2 separate regions of the Homo sapiens genome follow, and region 2 is linked to region 1. The links are chromatin loops, found by intact Hi-C in ENCODE. Cell type or tissue: dorsolateral prefrontal cortex. All regions are shown on one strand. Links, peaks and the distances in the headings refer to the core of each region. The heading gives the core; the rest is flanking DNA.

The links. Peaks named below come from ENCODE experiments on the same cell type or tissue, not always from the same donor. Only the 100,000 strongest peaks of a DNase experiment are listed, where the experiment ranks them.
Region 2: a loop joins it to region 1, with 2.9 times the contacts of the local background. A loop is called at or near these places in 13 of 110 quality-filtered maps.

The regions. Positions count from the first base shown.
Region 1 is chr17:79,985,008-79,997,350 of GRCh38, forward strand. All of the region lies in intron 3 of TBC1D16 (TBC1 domain family member 16), which reads right to left. Among named protein-coding and RNA genes, the nearest start is that of TBC1D16, 45 kb to the right of the region's middle. RefSeq lists enhancers at 2,840-3,711, 7,890-9,089, 8,069-8,940 and silencers at 6,666-6,725, 8,624-8,816. In dorsolateral prefrontal cortex, for the core only: CTCF peaks have their summits at 6,791 (motif pointing left) and 6,991; DNase peaks (open chromatin) are centred at 6,814, 7,391 and 8,746; H3K4me3 peaks cover 1,416 bases; H3K27ac peaks cover 1,156 bases.
Region 2 is chr17:79,910,762-79,921,780 of GRCh38, forward strand. LINC01979 (long intergenic non-protein coding RNA 1979) reads right to left here. Exons shown (of 6, transcript NR_110850.1): 4 at 10,643-10,865; 5 at 5,426-9,075; 6 at 4,491-4,652. LINC01978 (long intergenic non-protein coding RNA 1978) reads left to right here and starts at 8,596. Exons shown (of 2, transcript NR_110851.1): 1 at 8,596-8,815. In dorsolateral prefrontal cortex, for the core only: CTCF peaks have their summits at 5,615 and 8,498; a DNase peak (open chromatin) is centred at 8,520; H3K4me3 peaks cover 2,217 bases; H3K27ac peaks cover 2,592 bases; H3K27me3 peaks cover 567 bases.

The DNA.
Region 1 (12,343 bases), core at 1,810-9,809:
CCACAGACCAGAAGCTTGAAAACAACAGAAATGTATTGTCTGGCAGTTCTGGAGGTCAAAGTCAAGGTGCTAGTCGGGCCGCGCCCCCTCTGAAGGCTCCAGGCAAGAGTCTTTCCTGCCTCTTCCAGCTGGAGGTGCTCGTCCTGGATCCTGGAAGCCCCCAAGCCTGCAGCAGCATCACTCCCATCTCTGCCTCCATCTCCCTGCCCCTCCTGTGTCTGTGTGTCCGTCCGTGTCTTTTAAAGACATCCGTTGGATTTAGGGCCACCCTAATCCAGGAAGACCTCAACTGGATCCTTCCCTTGATCCCATCAGCAAAGACCCTATTTCCAAATAAAGTCACATTCTGAGGTTCTGAGTGGCCATGAATTTGCGGGGAAGGGAGTCACTATCCAGGCCACGGCAGACACAGTTCCCCGAAACTGAAGACGTGTTTACTCACTTTTTTTGGACAGGGAAGCTCGGCTGTGGGTGCGAAGCAGGACTGCCCCCCAAGGCCAGGCAGGTCCTCGAGGAGCATCTCCCAGTCCAGTCTCAGCGGGCACTGGCCTGGCACTCACGCTCGGGGTGGGGGGCATCCCAGGCCCTGAGACTGGTGCTGGGTCCAAGGGTCCCCATCCGGTGGCAGCCATTCCGCATTGATCTCCATTTGCTTTTCAAACATGCAATTCTCATAAACTGTGCTAAATGCCATTTAGTAGCTAATTAACTTTCTGTGTGAAGACCTCTCTAATTGCGCACACTCCCCCCTCGGCTGGGTCCTCGGGGATGCCCAGCTGTCCTAGAGTATTTGTTCTGCTGGCTCCCACCTCGCAGCCACAACTTCAATGCCCACAACAAACTGCCAATCAAGGCTGTGGAGGTCAAAGGGGACCAAATCAGGGGCCCTCTGCTACTACCAAACTCTCCCGGCAAAGCTTAATTTAAATAAGAAAGCAGAAAGGTTATGAAAAACCATTTTTCCCAACGAAACTCTTCTGCCAGGCGGCATAAGGGGCGCGGCCCTCCGCTCTTCAGAACGGCTGGTGTCTGCTTTGAAAGGTCCTGACTAGAATCTGTTTATATTTTGACTGCACTGGCATCTGCCATCCCTCAAACGGAGAGATAATCAGGAAATAAAAGCTTTTGATTAGCAGCTGCATGAATCACTGCAGTGCCAATTTCCTCGTGGTCCCAAAGTGCGGGAGGGAGGGCAGGAGGCGGCAAGCATGGGTGCTGGGTCCACCTCACCCACTTGGGGCAAAGCCATCTCTCACTTTATTCACTGGTCTTGGACTTGGGGCCCCAGGTCTATATCCCAAGGCCACGTTCGCTTCATAAACGCAAGGTGATCTCTGAGCACCTCTTAGACAGAAGTCTGGGCAGACGCAAATGTGCAGCGTTTCAAAGCAAAGCTCAAGAGTGGATTCCTCAGTGCAGTATCGTCAGCGTTGCAGTGGTGGGTAAGAGGCCCCGGGATTATTTTTGGAGGGCCCCTCCCTGCAGAGCAACCACGTGAGGACTCCCTACCCCAGGACCTTCCACCAGAAAAGGCCAAAGAGAGACCACACGTGCCGCCCCCTGCCGAAGCCTGGCCTTTGAAGGATGAACGGCAAGGGGTATGTCTGCCCTGACAGAGTGACCAGTACCCGCAGCACCCGAGTTCTTTGCCTCTTATTAAAGGGCAGAGCCACCATGGTGGGTGAACGGGCTTCCTCTCGGAAACCAACATCCTGGTTGGGTTTTCCCTTCCAAGGAAGGCTCTACACACCCGGCCCTCCTCAGAGCCTCAGCCCGCAGCGGGAGATGACACCTCCGATCAGGTCCACGGGAAGATGGGGGTGAACGAGAAGCCTGAGGCCGGGCCGGTGGGAGGGCGTGATGCATGGGAGGAGCTGGACTGCGGTCAGCCGTCCCCTCGCGCCCTCCGGTCTCTGCTGCTGTGTTTACTTGGCTCCCTTCCCGGGATGGCCTTGTAGCAAATCCATCTGGGATATGTTTTGTTTCCACAGAGGGACCCTGAATTTTGAGGTGGGGCCACAGAACCTCCCTTGAGAGCCAGAAGAGATCAGGGCCAGGATGGGTCACGGGCTGTGCCCAGTGTCGCTGCCCAAGGCAGAACTGGCTGCCCACCAGGGGCAGGAGACTGGATGGTCTTTCCAGGCCCTCATCCCAAACTCAAGCACTGGAGAAAATTGTTCCAGAGCGTCTCGGTCTGGGTGGGAGCGGGGAATAAGCATTTCTTTAAGGAATTTTTTTTTTACTTTTTTTTCAGACTGGGTCTTGCTCTGTCACCCAGGCTGGAGTGCTGTGGTGACATCACAGCTCACTGCAACCTCCGCTTCCACCTCTTGGGCTCAAGCGATCCTCCCACTTCAGCCTCCCGAGTAGCTGGGACCACAGGTGCACGCCATCACGCCCAGCTAAATTTTTTATTTTTTATAGAGATGGGGTCTCGCTATGTTGTCCAGGCTGATCTTGAACTCCTGGGCTCAAGCGCTCCTCCTGCCTCGGCCTCCCAAAGTGCTAGGATTACAGGCATGAGTCATCATGCCTGACCTATTTTTAAACCAGAATAAGCAGGTACAGAAGTTTGCCTGGTGACCAGGAGTCATGACTCTTTCCGAATGAAGGTGGGGATGGGGGTAGGGAATGTCCCCATGAAGGTAGCCCCTGGCTGGGCATTTTCCACTCCCAGCCACAGCCTCCCTCTGCGGGCAGAACCCTGGGTGCTGCAGGGAGCTGGTTCTCAGGGAAAAGGGAATTAAGTCAGTACTGGGAGATTTGGGTTCCACAGAGTTTAGGGGCTCCTACAAACAGCGGCTTACGGGCTGGTGAGGAATTTCCCATCCTGAAGCTTTTAAAGCAGACAAACACATGAGTGCTGGGTGGGGGCGGGGTGCTGGGAGATGCAGAGGCTCAGAAAAACCCTCCGAGGCTCTCGGATTTTACGCCTGCATGAGATTTCGAGGGAAGAATCCTAAATGTGGGGAAATGAGGTTGCCCAGCAATTCTGAATGTGGTTTAAAAAAAAAATTAGGTGGGGGAGAATGAGACGATATTCAATATTTCCTTCTGATTCAAACGAAATACTTCTAAGTTCTTCTCTGTGAAAGCGTGTGTGTGTTTAGAAGGGAGAGGGGGATGATAGCACGTCCTGCCAGAAGCCGTTTTATTTACTAGTTTGGATGCTTCCCCTGACGCCTACCTGGGAGGTGCTTGCCTGGCCACCAGCCAGGGCCGTGGCTCCTCGGCAAGTGGGCGTCCGCCGAGCCTTTGATGCACTCTCCAAAGTCACAGAGCAAAACAACACGCTGAACAAACACCACCACCCTGAAAAGTCACCAGCCCATGGGCCTCTCCCTGGCTCCAGCTGTGGCTGATTTACCCAAACTGAAACATTTTCCTTTTGTCGACTGTAGAGAGCTATGAGTCAGGTCCAAGCTCCACTGGGCGTATGCCCAAGGGGCAGAGGGGGCAGCAACCGGACGGAAGCTGCCCAATCATAAGACCATGGCTGAAAGTCAAACGCGCCCAGAGTCCACAGTCGACCACCTCCCGCTCGGCAAGCCAGGGTCCTGGTGAACGCACGTGCCTGCGTTCTGTACCAAACAGTTGTCAACACACACCAGCAACTTAACAAATCAACTCCAACAAAGGGGAAAAAATTAACATTAAGGGCAAAAAGACTTTTTCTGGAGGGTCCTATGCACCAGATGTTGGCTCTTTAATTGGCAGTCAACCTCAAAGCAAAACTTAGAAGGCCCCTGCTTGTTTTATCAGTTAGAGCCACAGAAAATCAAAGTCCAATCCCGCTAAGCATGGTGCTGTGTAGCCCGGCCAGCCCCGTGGAAGTCCTCAGCCTGGTCCCGTCTTCTGGGCTCTGCTGGGCTGGACGGTGCCACCCTCCCCAACCCGCACCTGCCCGCCGGCCCCAGGCCCTCCCTCAGGACCCAGCACCTTCAGTCCTCCTGCCGAGAAGAAGCCTTTCATCAGTAAAAGAGAAAACGGCTTCTCCAAAGGAAGTTTCTTAACTTGAAAAAACACCATGATTAGGGAAACTCCTCCATCGTCCAAGATACAAACACAAACTCCCAAACACCTGTCAATCCTTCTCAGGGCTCCACATGGCCCAAAGGACACCCCAAATGTGGAGGACCACTCAAGACCCTCAAATGCAGCACCGTGTGCCCCCTGAACAGGGATCCCCACATTCGATGAAAACAAAATTGGCCAGCGCAGGAACTTTTGCCCATGACTTAAGCACAGCAAAGTCCCCAAAGCCAGAATCCCTCCCAGGACCTGCCCGACGGGTTTTATCACTGGACGCATCAAAGCCCCTCTCACTGGTGGTTGGTTCAGCAGAGCCCTGGGCCTCGGGCCTGCCCTGCTCTGACAGCTCCCACACTGTGGCCTTGATCGGGCCCTTTTCCACTCTGTGCCTGCTTTGAGTAACAGGCTCCCACAAAAACACTGTGCTGGGGTATTTCCAGGATGAAAAGCCACGGTTCGCTTTGCCTGCCATGGACAGAGTCATAAATACGAGTTGTCGTTGCCTCTTCCCAACAGTCTGGCATGGCAAACTGGCCTTGTGGAGTTCGGAATTGTTCTAGATACTGCTCATGTATTCTCCAGCAGCTCTAGCTGGTTCTGCCCAGATACCTGGCAATGCCAAAGGCCGAGAGGCCAAGACACTACAACCTTTGTTCAAATACACGAACATCCTCAAATACACGAATGTCCTCTCTGCACAAGCAGAGCAGCCTCAGCATCGGCCCTCGCAAGTCCCACCAGAGAACGGTATTGAAAAGATGACTGGGGTCAAGGGGTGCGGAGAGGGACCCACTGTACCCTCATGGCCACTCTAGCGCCAGCCCTTCTGTAATGACCCCCTCTGGATTCCCAAAAGTCAGCCGAGGGGTCCCCACCCTCCTGGGGTGGCTGGGGTGTTGCTGCCCACCCCCAGGGGCAGGCCTGTGTGCAGCATCCATGCCCAGAAACCTGCGCTCAGATTTCCCAGTTCCCAGAAGACAACAGGGAGAGTCTATTTTTCTAAGCTCACTAGGTAAAGTGTTACTTCCTGATCTAATCTTGCCAGGCTCTGGAAGCTTCCGTCAAGGTTTTCCCACACTCCATGTCAGGTCTCTGACATGAACCAGCTTTCAGAGTCTAACGACTAGATTTGACTTTCAGCTGCTCGGACGGAGGCTTCAACTCAGCCTGAACTAGCCGCGTGGACAGCAGCCGTAGCCCTCACAAGGCGTGTGCGGTGACGGGTCTCGGGCGCCCAGCCAGCGAGGGGCCGGCTCCAGGTGGTGGGAGCCCACGCCCCCGGCCAGCACTCTGGCCACAGCGCAGCACCTGCCCCATGAGAGCCTCCTGTTGCAGCCCGGGCAGAGGTGAGCCTGGGCAGCCACCTCCCACGTGATTTCCCAATGCTTGAAGTTCACGACCAATTGCTGGGGTGGGGACAACCTACACAGGCTTACAGACCTAATCCAAGAAGGCAGTTCTCAAAAGGATGGGAAAACGTGCACCAGTCTCACAGTCCCAGTCACCTTAAAAGGTCTTAACTGATTTTTCCTTCTCTCTGTTTATTGTGGTAAAATGTCCATAACATAAAATTCACCACCTTAACCGTTTTCAACGTCGAGCCCAGTGGCATTATACCATTCCTATTTTTGTGCAACCATGACACCACCCATCTCCAGAACTCTCCTTCTTCCCAAACTGAAGCTTTGTCTCCATGAAACACCAGCTCCCCAACGTCCCCTCCCTCAGCCCCTGGCACCCCAATCTTTCCCTCTCTGAGCCTGACAACTCCAGGGGTCGCACACAAGTGGAATCACACAGATTTGGCCCCTTATGTCTGGCTCATTTCACTCGGCGTAACGTCCTCAACTCATCCGTGTTGCGGCGCGTGTCAGAATTGCCTTCCCAAGGCTGAACGTTCCGCTGGGTGTGTGTGGAACATGTGTGTGAACACACCGCGTTTCTCTAGTCACCCGTCGGGGGAACTTGGACGCTTTCACCATGGGCTACTGTGGACGGTGCTGCTATGGGCAGGGGTGGTCATGTATCTGAGCTCCTTCTCTTTATTTCTGACACTTCTATATAACCATGAATCATCTATGAAATAATTTTGACAAGCAAGAGGTTCACAAAGTAAATTCCAGACAAAGCCACCCTGGAGACCCAGCTGGGCTGTCCCGGGGGCGGTCCCTGCGTCCACGCCGGGAGAGCAGGAATGACACAAAGCAGGCTGCATCTGGCTGTGTCAGGCCTCCCACCCATCCCATCAGCCAGGCATCTCTGCTTTGGGGCCAGAGGTCAAACGTGTCTGGGTTCCGTGTAGTCTCAGGGGAGGCTGAGGCTGACGCGAGGTGGGGTGGGGTGAGGTTGTGCTGGAGGCTCTCCACCTCTCCACCCACCAGACACCCAGAGAAGAGGCGGAAAGTCAGCAGGGAAGGCAGAAGGCTGCTAAGAGTGGACAGGATGCAGGAGTGGCGTCTGGCTGACCCTGACCAGGGGGACCTGGCCCAAGTGAGTGTGCACCCCAGCCCGGCCCTCAGAACTGCTTGCAGGCACTTGCGAGTTAATATCCACGTGATTTAGGATTCACCAAAATCTGCTTGGAAGGAGGCAGGGAGGCAAGAGGGAGGTCAGGTGGGGAGGCGCGCAGGCAGTGCTGCCCTCCAGCCACAGGCAGGTGGGGGTGGGGCGGGGCGGGGCGGGGAGGGGGAGGGCGGGGGCGTGCACCGCAGGCAGCGGCCAGCCCTGGGCTGATCTAGGGGAAGCCTGCCATCTGCTGGGCACCGGGATCCCTCCCGGAGCAGGAGTGCCACCTCCACGCAGATGGAGTTTGCAAGGGGCGGTGCCGCCATCTTCACAGAGGCTCCGGGCAGCTGGCGGGGGTGGGGGGATGGTTGGGGGGGCCGTGTTGGCCAAGCCCAATTCTGGGGTGGGAGAAAACGAGCAACACTCTGCAAAGGGCCGGGGGCCTGGTGGCCCCCCCATCCTCGCCGGACCTCAATGTCCTGCGTACAAGCCTGTCCCGGCCGTGGCCACCGGCTGGCTTGTGTGCTCCGCCTGCCGGGAAGCGCTTTCCCCCTCGTGGACCCTACAAAGACGCCTCTCTGCAGGCTCCCCTCATGCTGCGGGCACACAATGCGTCCTTTCACCCGGGGTGGGTCTGGCGGAGGCGGCCCCTCCCCGGGGTGCCCCCCGCTGGGCCCCTGACCCCACACTCCGCTGCTGTTCTTGGCCTGCGTAGACCCGTCCCTTTCAACCGCTGTCAGGAAACTGTGTGGACGAGGAATCCCTGCTGGTCGCGCCCGAGACCATCTCTCTGCGTCTCCTAGAAGGGGAAACCGTGACCCACATCAAACTGTGGCCGTTGGAAAGGTGAACACACGGAGCCTGGGGCCGGTGGGGCCAGGGGGTGGGGTATCCTTGCACCCGATGTCACTTGACACCCGTCCCGGCAGCCCGCCAGGCTCGGAGAGAGACCGTAGCTACCAAAAATAATCCTCCCAGTGTTTAAATATTTACAGAAGCAAGACAGATCCTGATGCCTTTACAATCTACTGGAGTCTGCCCTAACCGCCAGTCCGAGGCTCCCAGGAGAGGCCACAGCGACCACCCACCCGGTTTTCGGGGTCCCAGGTCGCCTCTCCTCTCCCTGTCCCTGCCTGATATATATCGCAGGGCTCCTCCTCCGGTGACCACATATCTGCCACTAGCCCTCTCCCTCCTTCCAGAACATTCCCACTTCCAACTCTGCTCTCACATCACCCCAGCCCCAGCACCTACCTTGAGACAGCTCTTTCTGCTCCAGAGCCCCTCGGGGAAAGCCTGCTTTCTCTGCAGAGCCTGCACCTCATTTTGGGAACCAGTGAACAAAATGTAACAAGAGGCATTTGTCCATGTAACCCCATTGTCCATGTAACCCCTGGGGCTGGTCTCGACCCCACTCCCCTCCTGGGGACACAAGGGTGAGACGGTACAGTACCAGGCCAACACCAGTCCCAGCGGATGGCACAGAGATGGGCACTGCTCTCAGGGCCTGTCCAGATGCTACTTCTCATGACAGTCTATGGGGTGGGGAGCACTAGCGCCAGCCCCATTGTGCAGAGGGGAAACTGAGGCAATGAGGGTAATAACCCACCAGCACACAGCCAGGCAGAGCTGGGATGTGGCCAAGGACTTGGCTCCAGGCTCCCACACTTAAAGATCATCTCTGTCACCACCTGGGGGTAATAAGGTCAGGGATATGCCCCAGGCCGCCTGCTTCCACCAGCCAGTCCCTTTCAAAGGGCGGAGGTTTCCAGAAGTGTGGCTGAGTGTCTGTCTGTTCTTGATGGTCAGGGAACCTTACTTTCAGGTCCCCAAAGCAGATTCCCTGAGGCCAGGAGGCACTTAGGTGGACGGGCACCAGGAGCCCTGTGTCCTCTGCCTTGCAGGTGTTTAGGGAACATTGTTCAGACTGGAAGGAAGAGCCACGTGAAAATGCCCTTTCTGTTTACTCTGCTGGGAAGGATATGAAGCCAAACAGAACCAGCTACGGGAGTCTTTCGACCGCAAGACAAAAGGTCCTTTGCCCCCACTACCTGCAACTTTCAGGGAAGATTTCATCAGGTGCTGGGTTACATTGCAACAGCCAGGCGTGGTTCCCCAGAGGTACGGTGTGAGCTCCCCAACTCACCGGGAGACAGGCGCTGCCACATCACTGCCTCTGGGAGCCCGTGACCTCATGCTCAGAGCTCTCAGAAGCTCACGTGGCCTGTGAGGCCCCTGCCAGGGCTGTTGATGCAAGAGCTGGGGCTCGGGAGCCTCCCAAGGGCAGCTCTGTGTATTCAGAGCAGCTCAGCCCCTCGAGAGCACCAGGAGCCCCCAGCCCCCATGCAACCACCGGCCGGGGTTGCGTCAAGGCCTCCCGGAGCAGCTGTCAATGGTTTCTGAGCTGCGGTGGAAAAGGCTGACAAGTTTCATTTCCCTGACCTTGGACAGCCCTCCTGATGCAGGGAGCGCCCATCCCTGGGGAGCACTGCCTCTCCAGGAGCCTGAACTTCCTTCTTTTTGGTTCAGGAGGTTTGAGGCACTTATTTCCTCCCTGTCCTGACAGTTTTACTAGAAAGGTCAGCTTTTTAAAGAGCTGTCAGTCCTTCGGAAGACAGTCAATAACAGCATGGTTTAAGACGGCCCACCAGATGCACTGGCTCCGCCCCCATCTCTTTAGAATCCAGCTCCCTTGGGGGACATACCTGGCTGGTGACTTCTAGAATCCCAGCTCAGGGCCGGGGGGGTGCCAGGGCTGTGAACCCCCGACAAGAGGCAATGAAACCCCCTCCTCCTAGAGGCTGCCCAACCATCAAGGACAAAGGAAGAGGGAGTCCATGAAGAAGGGCTGGCCAGAGAATATTTTGTTTTGTTTTGTTTTGTTTATTTTTTTATTGAGACGAAGTCTCACTCTTGTCCCCCAGGCTGGAGTGCAATGGCGTGATCACAGCTCACTGCAACCTCTGCCTCCTGGGTTCAAGCAATTCTCCTGTCTCAGCCTCCCAAGTAGCTGGGATTACAGGTGTCTGCCACCACGCCCGGCTAATTTTTGTATTTTTAATAGAGACAGGGTTTCACCATGTTGGCCAGGCTTGTCTTGAACTCCTGACCTCAGGTGATCCACCAGCCTCGGCATCCCAAAGTGCTGGGATTACAGGCGTGAGCCATTGCGCCCGGCCGAGAATGTTTTTTCAAAAAAGCAGGTCGCCAATCTGTGTAGACTCGTGCTGGCCAAGGCAGTGACCCCAAGCCACATGTGGCATCACACTTGAGACGTGGTCTAGGTGTAAAGTACACGCGAAATTCCCAGGACTTGGTAAACAGAGAGAATGTAAAACACTTCCCATCGGCGGCCGTGTATACTGATCCCACATTGGAATGATACTATTTTGAACAAGCTGGGTAATTTACAAAAATTTTCACCTTTTTGTTTGTTTTCTTTTTGTTTTTTGACTTGTAAAAATGTAGCTATGGCCGGGCACCGTGGCTCATAGCCTGTAATCCCAGCACATTGGGAGGCCAAGGCAGGCGGATCACCTGAGGTCAGGAGTTCAAGACCAGCCTGGCCAACATGGTGAAACCCCATCTCTACTAAAAATACAAAAATTAGCTGAGTGTGGTGAGGCACTCCTGTAATTCCAGCTACTCCGGAGGCTGAGGTAGGAGAATTGCTTGAACCCAGGAGGCGGAGGTTGCAGTGAGCTGAGATCGCACCACGGCACTCCAGTTTGGGTGACAAACTGAGACTCCGTTTCAAAAAAAAAAAATTGTACCTATAAGACCCACACAAATATGCCCAACTGATATTGGACAAAAGAGCAAAGCGTCTCAATGAAGGAAGAGCAGCCTCTTCAACAAACGACGCGGGAGTCATTGCACATCCATAGGCAATAAATAAATAAATAAACCTCGACCCCGTAAAACTTTTAGGAAAATAACAGGAGAAAACCTTCAGGATCGGCCGGGCGCGGTGGCTCACGCCTGTAATCCCAGCACTTTGGGAGGCTGAGGTGGGCAGATCACGAGGTCAGGAGATCAAGATCATCCTGGCTAACACAGTGAAACCCCGTCTCTACTAAAAATACAAAAAATTAGCCGGGCGTGGTGGTGGGCGCCTGTAGTCCCAGCTACTCGGGAGGCTGAGGCAGGAGAATGGCGTGAATCTGGGAGGCGGAGTTTGCAGTGAGCCGAGATCGCGCCCCTGCACTCCAACCTGGGCGACAGAGCGAAACTCTGTCTCAAAAACAAAAAAAAAGAAAAAAACTTTCAGGATCTAGGACTAGGTCAGGAGTTCTTGAGCTTGACATGAAAAGTATGATTCATAAAAGGCACAACTCATAACCTGGACTTCATCAACATTAAAGTCTTTTGCTTTGTGCAAGATCCTGTTAAGAGGATGAAAAAAAGAACTACAGACTGGGAGAAATATTTGCAATCCTCATATCTAGCAAAGGACTAGTTTCTAGAGTGTATAATCAACTCTCAAAACTCAGTAGTCAACAAACAAAAAATGGATTAGACGATGTCTCTTTGTCTCTTTGGGTATCTGTCTTCATTGCAGTGAATCGTTTGTATACATTGTTTTATTACAGTCACAAAAGAAATCATGTATTAACAGGAATAAAAAAGCAGGTTGTTACCTGTCACTAGAACAATATTATCGCTTCTGGTTGCCACAATAAATCATATTATGACTTTTTCCAAAATCCTCCAACCAAAGGTTGTCCCCATAAGCCTTTCGATATATATTATTAAGATATAAGAAGATGCTTAAGAGACAAAGAGATCTTCCGCCAAAGAATCAGATACCTGGATGGCAAATAAACACACAAAACGATATTCGACATCACGAGCCATTAGGGAAATGCTGATTAAAACCACAATGAGATGTCACTACACACCCATCAGGATGCTTAAAAAAAATAATAGTGACAACCTCAAATACTGATGAGGATGTGGAGAAACAAGGCACTCGTAAATTTCTGGTGGGAGTGTAAAACGGCCCAGCCACTCTATGCAACAGTTTAGCAATTGCTTTAAAAACTAAGCACATAGGCCGGGAACGGTGGCTCACGCTTGCAATCCCAGCACTTTGGGAGGCCGAGGCGGGAGGATTGCTTGAGCCCAGGAGTTCGAGACCAGCCTGAGCAACATGGCAAAAACCCTGTCTCTATTTTTACTAGATAAAAAACGTATTTTAAAAAACTAATCACACAATCAATCCACATATGACTCGGCAAGTGCATTTGTGGGAATTTATCCTAGAGAAACGAAAACTTAGGTTCCAACAAAACCCCACACATGAATGTTCCTAGTAGCTTTATTCACAGTCGCCCCTGAATGGGAAGCCATGGTTCATGTCCATCAGTCCGTGAGCGCGTGGACCGTGGGGTGCTGCTACTCAGCAGTAGAAAGGAACAAGTTCTTGACACACAGGACAGCTTGGATAGAGCTTCACAGGATGATGCTGAACCAAAAAAAGTCCATCTCAAAGCTGACATCATGCAGGGTTCCAGTTACGTAAAATTCTTACAGAGGAGTGGTTGCCCTGTGCCAGGGCAGCGTGGAGGAACCCTGCGGTGGGGGAGTGGTTCTGCGTCTAGCTAGTGGTAGTAGTTGCCGGAAGCTACATGTATCCCAGTGGCACAGGATTCTAAACACACAAGCACAGATGGGTGCCTGTAATACCCGTGAGACCTGTGGACTGTACCAACCTCAATTTCCTGGTTTGGAGAGTGTACTATGCTTCTATGCAGGATGTCACCATGGGGGGAAGTGGGTGAAGGGTGTATAGGGCCTCCCGGTA
Region 2 (11,019 bases), core at 2,294-10,293, 74 kb before region 1:
GTCTCGGTTTTTCTCCGGGGCCAGAAGCACGGAGGTGAAGTGCGCTTCTCACCCCACCACGTGAAGGGTCCGAGCTCTCACCCACCATGCGGCTGTGATGTGGGCCCGGATCACCTGGCTGAGCGGGAGGTGTCAGGTTTTTCCACGGACAGGTTATTCTTTCCCCCTTTTCATACTGCCCTGCCACATTTTCGTTTCACTCTCATTTGATTCATGTATCAGAAAATAAGCTCTTGAAACCCCAAGGCAGAGCGGCTCTCCCTGGTCTGCCCGTGGTGCTGGGCAATGGCTGAGTTCTCATCACCTCTCCCTGCATTGCCCACTACCCAAGGCTCGGGGCGTTTGCCCGCGTGGGTGAGGGCCCTCAGTGCCCCGGCCCTGCGGCCCCTGGTTTCAACTCCAGTCTTGGTAGCAGCCTTTGGCAGGGGCTGGCTATGAGTAAGGAAGGGCTGAGAGGAAAAGAGCCGGAGCGGGTCCCGCCTTTCCCTGTCCTTCTATGCCATCACGTCAGCGTGAGTGCTTGCCTGATACAGGGAAGTGACACAAGTCAGGAAGGACTTCATGGGCTGCCTTGGCCGTTCATGTTTCTTAGAATTCCATTGCGTTATTATTTCTGTGATGGCAGTTCCCAGGCCTGTCCTGAAATCCAGGTGTCCCGCTGGAACTTCAGTCTCTACGTGGCCAAAATGAATGTTTTCCTCCTGCAGTCTTGACTCCTCCAAGATCTGTTGATTGTCCCCAAACATTCCCAGAGTCTGCTCCGTCCTTTGCCAGCCTCTGTCTCTCTACCTGATGTACCGTAAAGGCCTCCAGACCAGCCAGGCTGACCCACCGAGCTGGCTTGGCTGGGACTGAGGGTCCTTCGGGGAGTGGCTGTCCAGTGCTAACACAGACGGTTAGACACCCTCCAACGTGTGGCCCTCATCCTCCCAGCTTTCCTCCCACAAACACTCGGCCACGGTTGCAAGAGAATTCTTTCTATAACTCAAATTCCTTCTCTTTTCTCTCCTGCCTGAGACTCCAAAGCACTTTCAGGATAAAATCCACCCCAGAGGGTTTAGGGGACTGTAAAAACAAAAACACATGAATTAATGAAAAAACCCAGCCATGTCATGGCACAGAGGCCTTTCACCCTCCGCCTCGGGCCTCCGCCCTGCCCCGCCCCATCCTGGTGCTTCAGAGACAGTTCCGCACCAAATGCTATGTCTTGGGGAAAAGGTGGCAAACAGGCTTGTGCAGGACAGACTACATCTTTATGTCTTTAGATGATTTTGCCTCTGAAATTGCATTAGTTTCCTGCGGTTGCCCTAACAAACTACCACAAATGAGGCAGCCTCAGCAATGGAAATCTACTGTCTCGCAGCTCTGGGGGCAGGAGCCCCAGGTCCAGGGCCCAGCAGGGCAGGCTCCTGCGGCTCGGAGGGAGAGTCTGTTCTGGGCCTCTCTCCTGTCTTCTCCGGGCTGCAGGCAACCCTTGGTATGCCTCGACTTGTAGGTGCATGACTCCAGTCTCTGCCTCTCTCCTCTCCCTGTGTGTGGCAGTCTCTGTGTCCTCCCCTCCTCTTACAAGGTCACCACTGATGAGGTTTAGGGTCCACCTGAAATCCAGGATGGCCATGTCTCAAGATCCTTAACTAATTACCTCTGCAAAGACCTTATTAACTCCTTTCCTGAGGTTCTGGGTGGACAGGAATTTGTCGGGACCACCAGGCAACCCAGTACAGACATCCTGGAGGCTGAATATGCTGTTGGGGAAACTGAGGCAGGTGTCTGGATCTGTTCTCAGGATTGAGGGTGAGTGGGGTGGACCTTTGTGAAGTCCTGTCGTTTGCTTGCAGGGTTGGGGGTGCCCTGGGCAGCAGACTCACAGGGAGACTCCTGGTTGGGGGGGTAATCAGTTCTGGATTCCTGTGCGGAGAACAGCATCAGGAGGCAGGACCCAGCAGAGGGCAGAGGCAGCGGCCACGCAGTCAGTCCTGAGGAACTGCATCCATCTTGCAGGAGCTCTGTAGACAGGAGGCCCCCAGCACTACCCCGAGTTGGGGAAAGAGGGCTGGGCCTTCATATTAGCCTCAATGGTCCTTGGAAGCCCCTGCCCTCAGAGGGGTGTGCCCTTAGCTGGGCCCATGGCCGAGGGCCACTTGATTTCTGATAATCAGCCCTTTATTCTGGAAGCGGGATCTGGTGTCCACCACCACGGGCCCTTAGGTGGATCTTTCTGTTTCTGAAACTCCCTGGTTCTTGCAGGCCTTGGTTTGTCCAAGCAAGTCAGTGTGCTGACCCCCTGACCAGACAGGACACCCATCCTTGACCTGTGGCCACGCCCACCCTGCCCCTTGGCCATGCTCATGCCACCCCATAACCACGCCCACCCTGGCTCACAGCCTCACTCACCCTAACCCCGGCCAGGCCTCCTGTGTGGAACCTGACTGGGGACCCAACGAGGAGGCCAGTGTTCATGGAGAGGCTGCAGATTCTTCATCAGATTTGCCAAAGGATGTGTGGCAGGAGGGACGGGAGCCACATCCATGTTTGAGTTTTTGCCACGTATCTCTCAGGGTGCAAGAGGAGGTCAGGACAGACCTCCTGGCTCCTGACTCCCTGTGGGGCCAGGGCTCAGGGTGGCCACCCTTATGCTGGGTGGCCCCTTCGCCTTGTGTTGGAAAAAGCCCTGAAGGTGGGGGAGTTTGTGGAGAACCAGCCCCTACGGGGCTTCCCTGTGCCCCCCAGGACCCAGCAGGGGCCGCAGGTGTTGTCAGTGTGCCCCCCAAGATCAGAGTGCAGGCTGCTGGGCAGGCTCTGCCGGTGGCCCTGGGACACACTCCCTCATCGCTCTCACTAGGCCAGCGTTGTCATCCCATTTTGCAGGAGGGGAAGCCGAGGTCTGGGGAAACTGGAGTACCAGCCTGTTCCTTGGCTCGGAGGCTGCTCGGCTCAGGCTGGCCTATCTGATGCTGGAGACTGGGGATCTTTCTGCAGGGACCAAGGGCCTGAGGGAGCTGACTGGGAAGCCCACCCTGGGGACTGAGAGCATCCTCCATCCTCCGGGGGCTGTCCAAGCAGGGGGAGGGGGCAGTTGTGGCTGCAGAGCAAGTGGATACGTTTGGGAAGGAGGCAGGGAGGGGGCTGGGAGCTTTTGCAAAGTGGACAAAGGTTTGGGGGCAAAATCCTTCAGCTCCATGAGAAGGAGCTTAACATATCCTGGGTCATCAGGGATGCGTGTATAGACTCGGCGAGGAGGCTCAGCAACCGAGGGGTGGGCCCTGGGGACCGATCCCGTGTTGCGGTTGGAGATACTACAATGGGTGGTAAGAATGATGATGGTTTTGACAAGAGTAAGGAGCAGAAGCACAGCCGCAGCGGTCACATATTCAGCACAGACTCTGCCCCTGCTATCCCCTGCCACCCCCTGCCAATGCCTGCCACCCCTGCCACCCTCTGCCATCCCCTGCCACCCCCTGCCATCCCCTGCCACCCCCTGCATTTTGCATCTGTTCTTTGTTTGGCTGTGCCTTGCCCTGACCCTGAGAGATCAGTATTTTTCACCCTCTCTGGCAGTGGAGGTGACCAAGGCCCAGAGAGGTGTGGCAACTTGCCTGAGGTCACACAGCTGGAAAGGGGCAGAGCTGGGATTTAGACCCTGGTCTCTGGTGTCTGTCACTACCTCCAGTGACTTCTCTATGTTGAGGTGAGCCCATAGCCGGTCCATACTGTGAGCCTACCATCGACCTGGCCCTCCCCGGCCAGTGCCCGCTGCTGGCTGCACCTGTGATCCCCAGGGCTCCCCTGGGTTCTGGAGGCAGCAGGGGCCGCCAGGCTGCCCTTCCTCCCTTCCACCAGCCTGCAGCAGGGTAACGGAAGGGGAGGGATAATTGTGGCTATTTATTCATGGTCACATACCTGTCGCCTGCGCAGTTGGGGCCTGAGGAAGGGCTCCCCGGCCAGCTGCACGGGGGCTGAGCAGACAGAGACATCCGCCTTTGCATCCCCATCAGCAGGACTCAGCTCCCAATTTAGAGACTGACTCCCTTGATTGAGGGCCAGGGAGCTCCCAGAGCAGCCAGGCTGACCTCGGCCTCCTGTCCCCAAGCGCTGTGTCCAGGAGGCCTGACCCCAGACCCCTGGCCCACCCCACCTGCCTTCTGAAAACCTGCCACCTGGGGCCTGGACACCCCTTCTTTGCTCCCACCAGGGCTGAACTCACCCACGATGGCCTCCCCAAGCCCCCCCAACCCGCTGTGTGGTCAGGTGGCCGCCCCAGTCTCAGGCCCCCCTAGCTCAGCCCCACTCCAGCCTCGGATGTCCTCTGTGGCCAGGAATAACCAAGTGACTCAGGCAGTGCCTGCAGCAATGACCCCACTCCCCAGGAACTTTCCCTTACAAGGCTGTGTGCAGTCCGGAGTACTAGGCAGGACCACTGCCCCACTTCATTCATTCATTCACTCATTCATTCATCCATTCACTAATTCATTCATTCATTCACTCATTCATTCATCCACCATACGTTTATTGAGCCAGCTCCTTTGCAAAGCTCCGGGTCACAACTGGGAACAGGTAGGTAGGACTCCCTGTCTCGTGCGCTTCTGTCCTAACAGCAGAGCTGGGCAGCCAGCAAAACGACCAGGTGGCAAAACACAGTGGACAGAGCAGAGCTGGGGAGAGGCAGCACAAGGAGGGGCTGGGAGAGCAGGACTGCAGGTGCGTGTCCATGTGTGTGAGCACATGTGTGTGCACCTGCTTGGGTGGGTGGTCAGAGGAGGCTGCCGTGCAAATGACCTTGGGGAAAAGCTGGGTGGGGCGGCAGGGCCAGGCATGAGCATGTCTGGAGGAACCGAGTGTCAGGGAGAGGGTGGCAGCATGAAGCCACAGGTGGAAGGTGGGTCCGGGGGCTTGCAAAGCAGCAGGAAGCTAGTGAGGGAGCAGAGGGACGCAGGAGGAGGAGGTGGGGCCAGGGGCTGGAGGGTCGAGGGGCAGGTGGAGGAGGGCCTCAAAGCCATTTGGAAGGCTCTGGGTATAGCTGGGGGTGGAGGTGGAAAGCCAGGTGAGGACAGATGAGAAGGCGCAAGACGGGCAACATCATGGCTCAGGGGCTGTGGTTTTGTAGGGGGCTCAGAGCGAGGGTCAGGCCAGGCCCCAGCCTCAGTCCCCTGACCGCCTCCCTCTTGGGCCAGCTCCACTTCCTGGCCCCTCCTGGAGGGTCAAGCGCAGCCTGGCGACTGTGCTGCTGGACGATGCCACTGGGACAGGCCAGGGCACTGGGGTGACCTCTCCTCGGGAATGAGGGAGGGGTGCTGCCCGCCCGCCCGCCTGCCTGTGCGGTAATTACAGCGGTTCCTGCCTGCTTGCTTTGAGGGGAGCCGGCTGGAGCTCACAGCCAGAGGGGCCCGCAGGTCTCACCTGCCAGCCACGCCCGCTGTGGCCTCACCTGCCCGCCCTGCAGGCCCACAGCATTCCCTTCCCAGGGAGGGGCTGACCCCTGGCCGCTGGATGCCGCTGCAGCTGAGTCACAGGTCACCTTGGGCAGGGAGGGGCTGGTCCAGAGGCTGGGCTGTAGGATGGCAGCATCACCCCAACTTTAGACGGATCCTGCCCCCTGGCTGTTTGCACGTGCAGAATAAAACATTCTCTTGTTCCTTTACTCAGACAAAGCCACCGTTAACGTTCGATGTGTTTCCTTCTAGTCTTTCTACTATATATGAGCACATATTTTTTTAAACAATGAAATCAGAAAGTACATACCGATGAATACCTTCAGCGCCATTTCCCCATGATACTTCAAATATTTAACAGCTCTATTGACATATAATTAACATACCATAAATTCTCCCATTGAAAGTATACAGTTAAATAGTTTTTAGTAAATTTCTAGTTGTGCAAGCATCACTATAATCTAATTCTGGAGCACTTTCATCTACCCTCAAAGAAAGCCTGCACCCATGAGACATTGCCTCCCATTCCCCTCCTGCCGCCGCCCCTGGGCAAACCACAAATCGGCTTCCTATCTCTATGGATTGGCCCATTCTGGACACCTCAAGTCAATGGAGTCACACAAAGCTCTCTTGGGTGTTCTGAAGCCCCATATGAAACGGCTGTCGGTGAGCTGTGCTTACACCATGCTTCCTTGTTGGTATCTTGTTTTGGGCATGGTTCTGCTTTGGATGGGTCCTCACCGTAAGGCCTGAAGGAGGGGTTATAAAAGGTGAGAGAGAATTTGTATTCCTCTCCCCGGCCACGGTGCTCCCCAAGAAGAACACAGCCATGAGCTCTTCCCCAAGGACAGGAACTCATCTCCTTTTTCCACATGGGCGTTCCCAGCACTGCCAGCATTGGCTGTAAGGGGCTCCACAAACATCGGGGTGACACACACCTCAGGACTGTGGCCTCTCCAGCTGGCTTGGCCTTCCTGTGTGGTGCCGTGGCCCCGCCGACACCAGGGTTGCATCAGGAACTCCTCTCCCAGATCCCAGCACATGTGACCAGGGTGGCCTTTCTGGTGGGAAACCATGATTCTCCCATGATGGAGAGGATGGTCGGAAAGAGCCACCCGGGTGGGGTCACAAAGATGACCATCCCCTGGGAAGGAGGAGTTACTGCCCAATCCAGAGAAAACCAACGTGAACCTGGATAAGGCTGCAAAGTACCGGGACAGCAGCGTCTGTGTGTCTTGTCAACGGATTCTAAAAGGCAGTTCCCAAAATATTCTCAGCCATGGTCAACCACTAAAGCCACTGTGGATTGGCCCAAAATGCCAGCTACCCAGGACTGTGAGGGAAGGGGGGTGTCTGTGGGAAGTGTGGGGCCTCAGGGAGCCTGTGTCCATTTGCCTCTTGTGCACAAGGGTGGGGAGGTGCCACTTCCGGCTGTGGGGCAGAGATGACAGCCTCTCCACTGGACACTGCTCAGGGTCCCTGGAAAGTTCCTTCCCTTGCAAAGTGCTTAGTGTGTTACCAATAGACCCCAGCAAGACATTGACCCAAATGTTGTCCTCTGTGTGTGTACGTGTGTGTGTGCGCATATGTGTGTGCATGTGTGTGTACATGTCTGTGTGTGCGTGTGTGTGCATGTGTGTGCGTGTGTGCATGTGTGTGTGTGTGCATGTACTGCACACCGAGCACCTGCCTGTGGATGGTGTACACACAAACACACCCACCCTGCACAGACACAGAGGCAAGCCGCCATCCACACATCGCGTCACCTCCTCGGTGGAAGGCACAGTAGTGACCCTGGCATTTCGTTTTTCTAGTTTGGTTTTGTCCAAGCTGGCTTGTGAGGTGCAGGTGTCCTCCTGCATCCAGGGCAGGGCAATGTGGTCTGTGGCTGTGGTGGTGTGTGGGGGACAGATGAAGGTGGAAGCTCGCACTGCACCCCACCACTGAGCACCGGATGAGGGCGAAGGGCTGTCCGCCTCACTGGACTCCCCGTGACTGCATCTACCTGCTTGCTCTGGCCAGACCTCCCCACTAGAGCATGGTCCACCCCAATGCCCGCCTCCACCCCTCTCCTTCAGCACAGGCCAAGCCTCCATTCCCCCTCCCAACGTCCACCCTCCCTGGCCTGTGCCACTGCATGGACTCCTGACTTCCTTCCCATCCTTACGGGGTGGTCGGCCTGTGCTGTCTCAGGTCCTGAGCTGCCCCTCCCTTCCCAAGCCATGCACCAGGGTCCAGCCCAGTGAGGCCATGTGGTGAGGGGATGAGCCATGGCCTCCATCAGGACAAGTGGGGCTGTCTCTACAAGAGGGCTTTCCTCTTCCACCAGTCTTGGGTGCCAGGGAGAGAGGCAAATATGGGTAGTGGTGGGTACATTGGCTAGATCAGAGGGGGCTGGCTTCCCAGAAGTTGGGAGGGTCCCTTTTAAAGTCATAGAAAGTCACACACCTGCTTGAGATAACAGTAGCACTTTTGGTACCTGCTAAAGGCAACACTTACTCCCAATCCCACAACGCTGTCAGAGGACTTTGCATTTCATCGCAACAGGATTGAGATGACTGAAAGTTGCTGAGCAAACCTCAGATGAATGAATAATCACAGAAGGGTTACTTGGTGACTTTCACGCAGTGTTTGTGGGCACAGGGTTCCTGAGGTTTTGCAGAACACCCCAGCAAGGATCTTGTTGTGGTGTCGATGGCTGCAGGCCACAGGCTGGGACCCCCTGTCACACAGGGCAAGAGACCTCCCCTGGCAGCCTGTGCTAGCCCCCCAGGCCAGGCCTGCAGGGAAAGGGGGCTAGGGGCTGGAACTGATCTCACGACAGCCTGTCCTCGGCTCCAGCATGTGGCTCCCTGGCTTCTGGCCACGGCTGGCTGGGTCCCCTGTGGCAGGAGCTGGCCATCCTGGAGTTCAAGGGCCCCTGAAGCACTGCCCACGCCTGATCTTCCTCCCCAGTGTTCTCTCCGCTCCAGGGGAAGTGAGACAGCCCAGCCCAGGCAAACAGGTCCAGCTGCAGCTGGCAGCCAGTCCCAAGAACGCTGCCACTCGGCCCTCCCCGCTGACCTCTGCACACCCTCGCCCGGCGCCCTGCCAGGCCTTATTCATGGGCTGGCAGTGCCAGGACCTCTCCCGGAGGCGGGGCAGAGCAGCAGCTTCTCGGCCCTGTGCCGAGCCCAGGCCTGCACCCTAGGCAGGCACTGCTCCGTGATCCAGGAACCACCTCTCTCTACAGCTGGGAGTGAGCAGTCAGAGAGGGAGACAGCCTTGCCCGGTGCTACCCAGCAAGCTAGTCACCGAGTGGGCAGAGGGAGGAGCGGCCCTCACCGGATGTCAAGCAGCCTGGGTCCCCAGTCCAGCTCTGCCTGTCCCTCGCAATAACGCCTCAGGTATGTTACGGACCACTCAGCTTGTTTCCCTGTAAGGAAACGTCCCTTCTCCCTTGAAATATGTCCCTTTCTATCCTCCCGGGGCCCTCGCAGGCCAACAGCCAGGAAGGTTGGAGCTGAGCTGGGCTGGCGGTAGCAACAGCAGCTTTCTCTCCTGCATTGGCTCCAGCAAGTCTTGCTCAGACGTTGGTGGGGTGGGGTGGGGAGGGTCACCGAGGCAGGGAGGAGCCTGGGGGTTGTCCTGTCGTCCTCCTGGGCCCCTAGAGTAGAAAGGGCACGTGAGGACCATCGAGGGTCCGAGGGGCATGGACAGGTGTGAGGGGACTCACGGGGGTGGGTGAGGTGGGGGAAGGAGCTTCCCAGAGCAGCACGGGGGCCCAAGCCCACCCTCCTCGCCACCCCTGCCCCACGAGGCCGTCTGGGTTGGGGATGCCCCAGGGGGGCCTTTGCGCAAACGTCTCCACTGGCAACAGCCGGTCGCTTGGCAACCCGCACGCCCCAGGCCCCTGCGCCCCGGGGAGCCCCGAGTGGGGCGGGGGTGCCCCGCGGCTCAGCGAAGCCCCTCCTGCAGCGGGCAGGGGAGGGGTGCAGGCAGCAAATGGAAAGCGCTCACCCACCCCAGAGCCAGCCGGGAAGTCCTTGCTGGAGCTGCTCTCCGGCACTGGGGCACCTGGGCAGCCATGTGCTGCCACCCAGGAAGGCAGGAGACCCAGGCTGCTCCCCAGGATCCTGGCAAGCCCCTTCCCTTCTGGGACAATAGAGGCAGCAAGGCCTTCTCCGGGGGCTGGGTGAGGAGAGAGGGCCTGCAGGTGTGAGGCATCTGTTGAGGCACAAACCAGAGGCTGTGCTCAGCTCAGCAAAACACAGTGCCTGTGGGTGGTGGGTGGCAGGGTCATTTCAGGTGGGATCCAGGATGTTCAAAGTGACATCCAACTCTGGGCTGGTCCCTCTGGGGTCGGCTGGGGGCTAAGGGCAGCAGCTGGACATGCCTCTTCCTGGACCCTGGGAGCTGGTCGCCTACAGAGCCCAAGCTAGGAGCTGCTGGCAGTCATTGTGACTAGGGGTCCCCCCATGCAGTGCCTGCATTTTAGGGAGACATTAGCCACCCTTGACGCCAGCCTGATTTGGGGTTTAGTCACCACTCAGGGCCATGCATTCCAACCAAAAAGTTACAGGCGTCCCCATCTTAACTAGCACCAAACCCAGCAGTGGGGCCGATGAACTTGGCCAAGCAGCCTGTGCCAGGATCCTGGTAGAAAGTGGGTTTGGGCAGCTGCAGGTGTGAAACATGGCTTAGCTTCTCTCCTGGGACTGGGGCAGGCTCCAGTTCAGCAGCCCACCTGAGGCACCTGCAAACACAGGTGAGCTTTTACACACGCCCAGCCCCCAGAGAAGGCCGGGGAGGCCTTGCCACCTCTGTTTTCTCAGAAGGGAAGGGGCTTGCCAGCATCCTGGGGAGGCGTCTGGGTCTCCTGCCTTCCTGGGTGGCAGCATGTGGCCGCCCAGGTACCCCAGCGCCGGAGAGCAGCTCCAGCAAGGACTTCCCGGCTGGCTCTGGGGCAGGCGAGCATTTCCCCTTTGCCTTTACACACCTGGGCTTCTGCGGTTTCCCAAGGGCTCTGGTGAGGAAACGGGCTTAGGTGCTGAGAGGGGGGCGCATAGGAGTGGGGGCATTTGGCCAGGGTGGCTGAGTCCCAGCGCCACCGTTCCGCACCCGGAAACCTTGGCTGTGATGCTTCTCTGTGGCTTCTAACCTGGAACCCGGGGGACATCCCCTTGCCCCAGTGCCTTCTCAATGCCAACGGTGACCCAGCCTGAGCTCCCCACCTGCCAAGGTCCGAGTTGAGCTCTCAGAACCCTTGGCCTTTCCGCAGGGCCTCCGAGGGCGTCTGGTGGATCCTGTGCGTGCTCTGCGGCACCCCCTCTAGGCTTTCCCCACTCACTGGAGGCCCCAGCCTGGCTTCAGAGGGACTCAGTGGGGCTTGACCACGTCCCAGCTGCGTGACCTTGAGCAGGTTCCTTGACCTCTCTGGGCCTCGGCTTTCTCACTCTGTAAAATGGGCACAAACAAGGCTTTGTGAGGATGAGTGTGGCTGTCGTGCCTGTGAGTGCTTATGTGATTCTCACTCCTGCCCCAGGTCCCCTCCAGCTCCTCCCTTTTGCGGTCCCGAGGTCTAGCCTAAGTCCCCCTTGCTTCTCTTGCA